Linked DNA regions of Homo sapiens: region 2 is linked to region 1. Evidence: chromatin contacts called from ENCODE Hi-C or POLR2A ChIA-PET data. All regions are on one chromosome and are shown on one strand. The core of a region is the stretch at or near the end of the contact, and the rest is flanking DNA. Distances in the headings are between cores, read along the strand shown. Region 1 overlaps HRAT17 (heart tissue-associated transcript 17). Region 2 holds the start of GPR85 (G protein-coupled receptor 85).

Region 1 (5,763 bases), core at 68-2,567:
ATGATCCATAATTTAATTTCCACATCTCCACATACATGAACAAGACTCAGAACTATTGCCAGTTGAGGTATGGGAGGGTGGAGAAAGGGAGGAGTACAGGTAGATGGAATTTTTTGACAATCCATGCATCCAAAAGAGTGAGTGAGGGAAGTTGTGGACAGAATGAACAGACTGTGAATCCAGATTCCCAAACAGGGCTCTGGCCCAAGTAAAATACTTCCTGAATTATTATTATTATTATTTGTACTTCAGTCGTTACACCCCATAAAATTCTACCAAAAAGATTATCCTTTGGTTTACATCTTTCTTAAAATGCAAATACTTCTGGAAAGGGTAAAGTGCTATCCCCTATACACATATTAGTAAATGTTAGTTTAATTTCATGTCCTTATAACAGCCAGCTGAAATTAGCTTCTCTGAGGAGAGAAAAGTCAGACTGTTTGTAACCTTCTTTTCTTTTTTCTGTTGTTGTTGTTTGTTTGTTTGTTTGAGATGGAGTTTCACTCTTGTTGCCCAGGCTGGAGTGCAGTGGCGTGATTTTGGCTCACTGCAACCTCCACCTCCTGGGTTCAAGCAATTCTCCTGCCTCAGCCTCCTGAGTAGCCTGAGTTGGAGGAGATTACAGGCGCCCATCACCACACCCAGCTAATTTTTTGTATTTTTAGTAGAGGCAGGGTTTCATCATGTTGGCCAGGCTGGTCTTGAACTCCTGACCTCAGGTGATCCACCTGCCTCAGCCCCCGAAAGTGCTGGGATTACAGGCGTGAGCTACCATGCCCAGCCCCATTTGAAACCTTCTGATTGGCAACAGAGACCAAAATGCTGAACAGAACAGGATTTGGTACAGCAGAGAGCATGCAACTCTGGGAACTATGGAAAAGGATTCCAGGCATCATAAAGGAAGAAAGGCCAGAAAAGAAGGTGGTGGATACCAAAAATTCTGTGGACTACCTAAAAAAGCACCCAGTAAGAAAGAAAAAAGAAAAGATTTTTTTCTTTTACCTTGTTGCTTTTACCTTTTCTTACTTCTCCTTTCTTCTTTTTTACTTCAAATATTGAAGCAAGTATTAGTACTACAGTTGATTTATATATAATGATCTAAACAAACCAGTCGAAGCATCCCTCTTCCACCCTATCCTCCACCCCCTATGACTTCCCCACCACCTCCCACAGCCTAAACATACATAAAGGTTTTATAATAATAACAAGAATAATGATTTCATAAGAATAATGCACAAAAAAATTTACTTAAGAATCAATGAGATTAAATTATCAGTGTAAAAACTGGAGGGAAAAGAGGAACAGAGAAACTTCATTTCCTGTTAACCAAATGAATTTTAGTCTACCATTGTATTAACTAATGAAAATTACTTTCCACTGGTTTGTATAACTATAGCAAGGAGAGTGCAAACTTGAAAAGATTTCTGGTCTTGCATAACTTTAGGTTCAACTGTACTTAGAGACTGAAATAGGACTAAATGGGGACAGATGATAAACACCATTCAATGAGAAAATAACAATTTTTAACACTAGAAAAATCACTAATTTTACCTGAAAGTTTAATATTCAACATAAAAGTGAAATAGAACCTAATGCCTGCAGATAAAATGGGGTAAGGAGGCGGCAGTGGAGGAAGAAAAACTGATACTAGACAATTACCATGTAATGTCACTTGGCAAAGAGAAAACCAAAGAATGAGTGCTAATGGTAACTTGATATTGCAGTTGGAGGAAAAGAAAATCAGATAGGAAAAATTGGGAGGTATGTGAGCAATTGCTGAAAGAAAGCTATGGGTTAGGAGTATGAAGTTGCTTTTAAAAAGCATCAGAAATTCTCCAAACCTCAATTGCTAAGCATTACTTAACAACTACTTAAGATGGAATAATACTGCTATTTTTAGCATTATCTAGGGAACAGAAAAATAATCTGCCTGGGTTGAAAAATAATTCACAATAAATGGAATGTCTGAAGACAGTGTTTAGGGTGAACCAACCTCTTCATAAAATAGACCAAGATTTCTTTTTATTGGTTTTCATTTGCACGTTTTATTTGGTTATGACAGATTTCAAAAATTATTTGAAGAGTATATCCAAGTGGGTCTTTGAAAATTGTAAGATCTACTCAGTTCTTTATATATATATATATTTTTTATTGTACTTGAAGTTCTAAGGTACATGTGCACAACGTGCAGGTTTGTTACATATGTATACATGTGCCATGTTGGTGTGCTGCACCCATTAACTCGTCATTTACATTAGGTATATCTCCTAATGCTATCCCTCCCCCTCCCCCCACCCCACAACAGGCCCCGGTGTGTGATGTTCCCCTTCCTGTGTCCAAGTGTTCTCATTGTTCTATTCCCACCTATGAGTGAGAACATGCGGTGTTTGGTTTTTTGTCCTTGCAATAGTTTGCTGAGAATGATGGTTTCCAGCTTCTTCCACGTCCCTACAAAGGACATGAACTCATCCTTTTTTATAACTGCTAGTGTTCTATGGTGTATATGTGCCACATTTTCTTAATCCAGTCTATCATTGTTGGACATTTGGATTGGCTCCAAGTCTTTGCTATTGTGAGTAGTGCCACAATAAACATATGTGTGCATGTGTCTTTATAGCAGTGTGATTTATATTCCTTTGGGTATATACCCAGTAATGGGATGGCTGGGTCAAATGGTATTTCTAGTTCTAGATCCCTGAGGAATCGCCACACTGTCTTCCACAATGGTTGAATTAGTTTACAGTCCCACCAACAGTGTAAAAGTGTTGCTATTTCTCCACATCCTCTCCAGCACCTGTTGTTTCCTGACTTTTTAATGATCGCCATTCTAACTGGTGTGAGATGATATCTCATTGTGGTTTTGATTTGCATTTCTCTGATGGCCAGTGATGATGAGCATTTTTTCATGTGTCTGTTGGCTGCATAAATGAATAGACTAAGATTTCAGTGATTGAGTCTCATGGCATGTGATAAAGAGTTAGTGATAAAGATTTAAATGGCACATAACATCATCCCAATTGAATGCATCGGGGGGTCATGATGCTGTGTGGTTAGTAAGATATACTCAGTGTGCCTATAACCCAGATTGGCTTCTGTGCTGGCCTTGTTGTTTGACATTAACCTCAGTAATGTCCACAGTGCTTCCACCCCTCTCTCATCCTCAAAGATCTTCTCACCACTAATATAGCAGCAAAGAGGGATAGTCTCTGCAACTTCAGGCTTTCTTGCTGTCCCCAAAGACAAACACACAGGACTTTTGATTTTAAGGGGATGGCAAAACCAAAATGCATGGGGAAATTACAAAATTTAAGCAGTTTTATGATGTTGTTATGACTATGTTCCCTGATCTGTGGTAGCTGACTTCTGAGTAGTCATTGAAGGAATCACTTCTGATCTCTAAGATTTAGTCTTGAATATGAGTTTTTCAGCTTTCCTTTGTCTATGCCATCCCTAGCCCCAGTCTCTTGGAGTAATAACAACCCCCATTCAAGAGGAATCCTCCTGTAGGCCTGAGGACCCAATTTGTGAAGACAAAGTGTTTGCTTTTTCTTACAATGAGTGACAATCAATATAGCTCACAAGAATGTTTTCTTTGGATCCTTTCCTTACAAGGATTTCTGCTGCCATTTATCACCAATTGAAAAGGAACATATTAGAATATATGCTATTGCAAGATTTGTTGTTAATTTTAAAACACAAAATGGTGAAAATAATTAGATATAGTTAAGTTTAAATTGTCTACACTGTGCTCCAAACTGCAAATTGAATTAAATTAAATTTTGCTTTAGGGTTTGAAATGGAAATTACAAGCGCAATATTACAGAAGTGTGGATTTTAGTTACAATGTCTCTATGAGAAAGTCTAAAAGTTAAACATAAGCAAAACAACAAAAACATCTAAATACCAGGTTAGTTTTCTCTTAATCTCATATTTTTGTTTTAAATGTACACATTTCTGAACTACTTACCAATACTTCTTTTGTCTTTAATTTTTACCTCTTTTAATGTATACCATCAATTTGATTACCATCAATTTGTTTTCATTAGATGATTATCTCATCAAAGTGGGTATGGAAGATGATTGTTTGCGAAAATAGGCTTCTTGAGGGCGGATTTTATGTTTAATGTTTGCTTTTATCCCTAGGAAAAATAAATAAATACCACATGCAGAAAAATCACTTACATGATAATTGTTTATAAAACAATAAAATGCAAATCTAGTGTTTTAAATCCTACCAAGAAGTAGTATGAAATATCAAAATGTTGACTAGAATGTATCCTTTTATAAGAAAGTTCTGCTAGACTTAAATATCTATCCCATACCGGGACTTCATATTTTACAAGTTGAGGTTCTCCCAAAGCTACGCAGCCAACAAGCTTTCATCTTTCATCTTCTATAATGAACACATTATATCCATGGAACCTAGGTCAGAGAAGATTAATGTGTACTGAACAGGGAGGGACAATTCAAGCAGGTACAAGTTTTAAGGTGATTATGATCCATGCTATCCTGAGGGCATGGAAGGAAGAGGAGGTTCCAGGGGCACAAAACCAACTCACTGGGCACGTACAACTCCTCAGATGCTTTATGATACCACTGAGTGCATGAGGGCACACACAGAGGAGCATATACAGAGGGTGCAGTGATGTATGTGCAAGAGCTCATTGGCTGTTGCCATAGAGGCAGCCAGTAATGGCATATAGGGAACAAATAGAAGGACATAAAAAGAGATGACTGTGCCACATATACTGAGAAAGAAACCTGCTAAATCCTCTCCTCTCATTGGTCATCGCTATGGAGACAGCCTTTAAAAGCCCATAGGAGATGGAAATTAGATTCTAGTTTAAACACACACACACACAGACACACACACACACACACGACACACCACACACCCCTTCTAGATGTGAGCATCCACATGAACAATATTTAAAGTCAATTTCATTATCTGTTTTCAGGAGTCATTAATAACATACAGCAAGGAGAATCCCCCTAGATACACAGAAAAATATCGGCATTATTTAATAATGTTGAAAAACATCTTTTTTCCTACCCTGGTATTCATTTCAAAAAATTATCCAATTCATCCAATTTTATCTCTAGGTTATATGTCAGATTCCAATACCACTGGATCCCATTAACAGGTCATCCTTTCAAATAATAAATACAACCCCCTGCTGCACAGAAAGTGCTTAAAGACCTTGAAGCCCTGATGTTTGGCAGGTAGACATTTCAAGTTTTGTCGATTGTTTACACCTTGGATAAATGTTTTTCAGTGAGGCATTAATAACAAGGTTCCCCAGTACCCCATTATGTTAAAAAAAATCCGTTGAGCTTTAACCTGCTGCTCACAAGGCATAAAGGAAATGGTCGTTTCTTAAATTAGCTTTTTCTGTTTCTTTTAACATTATAGTAGTTTGTACCAACTCAATTACCAACATAAGGATCATCTCTTGAATTATTTTCAGTTTTTCATTTGCTCTAACATCCTGCAGTAAGTAGTAGCTAAGCAATCTAAAACTTCGATTTATCCTGGTTTTAAAATAATACATGGCAATATACAACTTGGTCTAAGGAAAATGTATATTGTAGGAAAAACATATTAAAATGATGCCTCTGAGAATATGGAAAGTAGTCCCCACTTTTTATTTACTAGGAAAAGACCCAGCAAATAGAAGAGTCGAATAACTTATGTTTATGTGTTATAAAGAATTTTTTTCTTCCTTGTGTGATACGAATTTGTTAGGTAGTAAACTAGGAAAG
Region 2 (5,214 bases), core at 2,214-4,713, 100 kb before region 1:
TACAAACCACTGTTCAATGAAATAAAAGAGGATACAAAGAAATGGAAGAGCATTCCATGCTCATGGGTAGGAAGAATCAATATCATGAAAATGACCATACTGCCCAAGGTAATTTATAGATTCAATGCCATCCCCATCAAGCTACCAATGACTTTCTTCACAGAATTGGAAAAAACTACTTTAAAGTTCATATGGAACCAAAAAAGAGCCCGCATCGCCAAGTCAATCCTAAGCCGAAAGAACAAAGTTGGAGGCATCAAGCTACCTGACTTCAAACTATACTACAAGGCTACAGTAACCAAAACAGCATGGTACTGGTACCAAAACAGAGATATAGATCAATGGAACAGAACAGACGCCTCAGAAATAACGCCGCATATCTACAACTATCTGATCTTTGACAAACCTAAGAAAAACAAGCAATGGGAAAAGGATTCTCTATTTAATAAATGGTGCTGGGAAAACTGACCAGCCATATGTAGAAAGCTGAAACTGGATCCCTTCCTTACACCTTATACAAAAATTAATTCAAGATGGATTAAAGACTTAAACGTTAGACCGAAAACCATAAAAACCCTAGAAGAAAACCTAGGCAATACCATTCAGGACATAGGCATGGGCAAGGACTTCATGTCTAAAACACCAAAAGCAATGGCAACAAAAGCCAAAATTGACAAATGGGATCTAGTTAAACTAAAGAGCTTCTGCACAGCAAAAGACACTACCATCAGAGTGAACAGGCAACCTACAAAATGGGAGAAAATTTTCGCAACCTACTCATCTGACAAAGGGCTAATATCCAGAATCTACAATGAGCTCAAACAAATTTACAAGAAAAAAACAAACAACCCCATCAAAAAGATAGTTAAAGTTTTAAAGAAAACTTTAAAAAGGCTCTTTTTCATATACAACTTTAAATTTTGGTAACAGTTGAGAGCACCAAAGACACACGTTTTATGCTTTAAGCAGAAGACATGTCATTTGAAATGAATTACTAAAAATCTTTTATTTAGAATGTTTATTCTAGTCTATTATTCTCTGCAATTACCAAGTGTTATTTCCTGACACACACTTTCATGTAAACAATGCACAGAAAAAAACACTGTTTTTGCTGATCATGATACTATGCATCAGTTGGCAAAAATCTGAAATAGATTAATTTTGAAAGCAAGGTCATTGGTTTTTAAAATAAAATGGTATGTACTTTTTATAAGAACCAAATTAAGCAAATTATATCAGTTTTCCTAATACACTGATCAATATAGTACATGTAATATTCCAACAGTTTGTAAATCTTCAGAACCCTTCAAACCCAAGGATTAGAGCATATAGTTTTGTTGTATTTGCTTTGTTCTTTTACTCTTAACCTGAAAATCAAATTTTCTGGGTTTGGTGATGTAGGGGATAAAAAAAAAAGAAATTAGTTAAGACCAACTAAGCCTATGATCTAAACAATTTGAAGCAATAACTTTACATTTGAGAACTTGTAGATGATATGAAACTTTTGTCAGCTATTAAACATATTTTTTAAAGCCCTGCTGATGAAAGATGTAGCTTCCAATGTTTTCTCCAGTAGAGTTAATGAGCTAGATAGAAAATATCTCATTAATTTCTTGAGTCCCCTTGTGAGGCAAGAAAATGACATTCTTATCCAACAGCTGGAAAAGCTGAAGAATTAGTGGATGTAACTGTGCTCAACTGCAAAGGAAAAAAATAGCTTTACTATACCCTGAGATGTGGATATGAAAGAATATTGCATACACATATACCCTCTCCCTTATTTTTAAGGAATCAATATCTGCTTAAAGAATAAGACTAGTTAAAACCCTTGGATCTTGGCCCTATAACTTTTGGCAGAGTATATTACTGCTTCATGGCCTGGCAGTGCAGTGACTCTTTTAATTTACTTTAAAATAGCTTTTCCCTAATCTGTACAACCTAACATCTGACCAATCATGAATCTTCAGCAAACTTAAGCCTCTTATTCCATACATTTTTTAAAACTGTAAAAATTCAGGAAATAACTCTTTGCAAAGTACATTGAAGCATTTATTGGGAAGCAAAAAAGCACAAGTTGAAGTGATTTGTAGTTTCATAAAAACGAATTTGACATTTTACTTAGAAGTTGCAAACCACCACATGGTTTTGAGTTTTGAATTCATTTGCTTTGCAAAAAGTGGAATGTTTTATTTGAATGGAAATGCCCTCAAGTTACTTCCAGCATGGCTGTAGGATTGATTTTTCTAGGTTAAGGGAATGCCAAAGTTTAGTGCCTTGTGTATATTCTTTTCGAAAAAAACAAACTATTATCCATGTATTTAAATGGACGTAGGAAATTCAAGAACAAATCAGGGAAATTTAACATCATTTCAGTATTACCAACATAGGGCTTTGTGTAACGACTGTGACATCAAGATAAGGCTTTACCTCGGCTCATCCAATAGAAATACAGTATGTAAATTAACCCATATTATCTGTATGCTGATTGGCCTGAGTTCCCCTGAATGTCACAATCTCACCACCCAGCAATGAGGTATTTTACTGCTGTCTCAAGATCAGATTATTACTGTAGAGAAGATTTTTATTTTTTGTTTCATTAACAGATTATTATAAAGCAAAAAGCATGCAGAAAAAGAAGCAGACGTTTTACATTGGGAATTAATGAAAGCGTGTCTGCTAGTTTTGGGTAGGAGAACTGGGAAGTTGTTGCTTAAAATTTTATATCACCTCCACAAACAAAACTCTTCGGAAATGGTAAAATAAGAAAATGCATGATTCTAGAGGCATTCCTAAGCACCCACGTGTCAGGCTTTGTGGTGTCTGTGGTATCATCCGACCGTTTGGACTGGTGTAAGTTTTACGTATTTGTTATATTTCTAGTATTTTTCATCTGTAATAACAAAGGGGAAAAAAGGAAACTCGTACACATAACTGCTTTGACATCACCCATCATTGGTCAGCGGAACTTGTAAGAAGGGAAAAGGAATACTGTTGCTTGGTGGGGTGGAATGCCAGGAATAGCCATTTAAACATTTTATAAGCCTGATTCTTTAGTGACATCCTTTAAGGTAGACTGAATGTAAATCATATTGTAGTTGTCCTCTGAACTTAGCTTTCTCCCTACTTTTACGCATATTTGCGTGCATTGGAGAATAGAAGATGACTAACAAAGAGAGAGCTGCCCTAACGTGCCTTCCCTTCTTCCCCATTGAAAAGATTTTTAACTGTGGGAAAAAGATAAATAAATAAATAAATAACTTTTTTTCTTTTTTCCCATTCTTTTCTTGTCTTTTTCCAGCTAACCTGCAAATTTAAAGGTTAGCTGGAGACATCACTTAAAAATAAATATATAAAAGAAGCCTCCGGTGGTTTGGACCACCCTAAAAGAAAAGGGAAGAAAGTGTCTGGGGAAGGTTAGGGTTCCGGGAAGCTGAGGGAGGGGGCGGGCGTCACGGGCACTGTGACTTCCTCGTGCGCTGCCTTTGGGAAGAGGATGGGCCTGAGGTCCTGAAAGGGCCTTTCCAGCCCCCCACTACAAATGCGGGGAGGGAAAAGTTCAGAAGCAGCCACGAAGGGACAAAAGCTTAATGCTGCCAGTTGGATTGGACAGGGCAGTCAATAAACCCAGCCAGCTCTGGAGTCAGGTAGGGGTTCCTGCTGGTTCCACAGAGGCTGAAGCAGCCCCGCCGCCGCCCTCGCCACCGCAGCCGCCGCCGCCGCGGCCCCTGCGTTACTGGGGGAGACGGTGCCGCTGCGACAGGGGAGGACGCGGCTGGAGCTCAAGGAGGCTCCAGCGCGCAGGCGCCGCCGAGCCCTGCCTGGATGCTCAGTCAAGGCACTAAGGCAAAAAAAAAAAAAAAAAAAACAAAAAACAAAAAAAAAAAAAAAAAAAAGAAAAAGAAAAAAAGAAAAAAATCAGCAATTTATAGAAAGAAGCTATAGTCTGTCGGGATATCCAACACCAACAGGTAGGAGGATATACTCTTGGTTAAGTTTGGGGGATGTGGGGGAATGCACAGTGTTGATGAAACTGCAGGTTCACCGAGAAAGAGCCCTCCCTCAGGTTGTGTGTGTGTGTGTGTGTGTGTGTGTCTCTGTGTGTGTGTGTGTGTGTGTGTGTGTATGTGTTTTGTGACAATAAACTGCATAATGGAAGTACATTCAGACAATGCATCTTCAGTAGGGCTTACTGAGAGCTCCATTTCTGGAAAGCCTTACAAGACTGAGGAATATCAGACTGCGAATCACCGGGAACGGTTCCTTTGCAGCACAGAAGCAATCTCTCTCCCCATCTTCGCGTATGTAATGCATGTCTCTCTCCCTCTCCCCCTCCTCCACCCTCCCCCCATTATAAATCCAGGGGTGGCGGATTTCAGGTTTCGTAATGTTGCATGATGCGATCGGTATTTACCCGAGGATGTACCGGTGGGGAAATTAAAATCATCGAACGCAGTTTTGCCTGGGCTTCCACCAGCATATTCCGGGCCAGTGAGAAGTGGCAAAAGAAACACGCTTGGTGGGAATAACAGAGGAAGCCGATTTCCCTGGTGTGGTCCAGGCACCTGCGAGACAATGTGCATTTTGTTTTAAAAAGCAGCCACTTGTGATTTGCAACAAAGGTTATCAGTGTAAATGGGAAAGGCTTAATTGCCCAAGAAATACAGGTTCATGTTATATTCATTTGAATCCAGGCAGCCAAGGTTTACAAATGGAAGTGCATTATTCCTCTGGGTGTGTTTCCCTGTCCAATATTTACATTAACCATTTTAATAATCATGTGGGCTTAAAAGATTTGCCAGAAATGGGGGGTAGGGTGGAGAGGGAAAGACAAATGATTAAATCACATCAAATCTTGGGACAAGTAAGTTCCTATTAATTTTGAAGTTAATTTTGAAATTTTGCTTTAAGATGAATCAACAAATACTCTTATGCAGCATGAATAGTGGCACTTAAGATATATTTTGCACGGGTTCTTTGGACCCACATCAAACAGAGAAGCTGCCTGTGAAACACTGACAGATACTAATAGATCTCAAATAAATGTAGGTAGTGTCTCTGCCTCCTAATAGCAATCTTGTAGATTCCATTGCAATTCTAGTGGTTAATTCCTGGACTGGCATATTTTACAAGAATGGGACATTTTATTCCTTCTCTCCTAAAGTTACCCTATCAAATGTATATTGTCCAAAATAGGGACATTTTAAAATTCACTTA

Evidence for each region. A loop is a pair of places that touch in the nucleus more often than their neighbours do. ChIA-PET counts read pairs that join two places held with the same protein, here RNA polymerase II (POLR2A). Pooled maps may share reads with other maps.
Region 2: a loop to region 1 is called in a map with no recorded cell type, with 4 times the contacts of the local background. The contact joins the promoter of GPR85 here to the enhancer-like site in region 1. A Hi-C loop is called at or near these places in 5 of 37 single-sample maps with no recorded cell type and 3 of 50 pooled maps. POLR2A ChIA-PET finds 5 or more read pairs at or near these places in 2 of 52 experiments (H1 and activated B cell).

What each region holds. Positions count from the first base shown.
Region 1 is chr7:112,978,190-112,983,952 of GRCh38, reverse strand. It overlaps HRAT17 (heart tissue-associated transcript 17), which reads left to right. Exons shown (of 6, transcript NR_110162.1): 3 at 3,789-3,907. Among named protein-coding and RNA genes, the nearest start is that of HRAT17, 15 kb to the left of the region's middle. Within about 2 kb of position 1,317, at least 3 of the 41 ENCODE cell types and tissues checked have a DNase peak (open chromatin) inside an H3K27ac peak, as active enhancers do.
Region 2 is chr7:113,085,076-113,090,289 of GRCh38, reverse strand. It overlaps GPR85 (G protein-coupled receptor 85), which reads left to right and starts at 3,463. Exons shown (of 3, transcript NM_001146267.2): 1 at 3,463-3,968; 2 at 4,181-4,298. RefSeq lists a silencer at 3,718-3,777.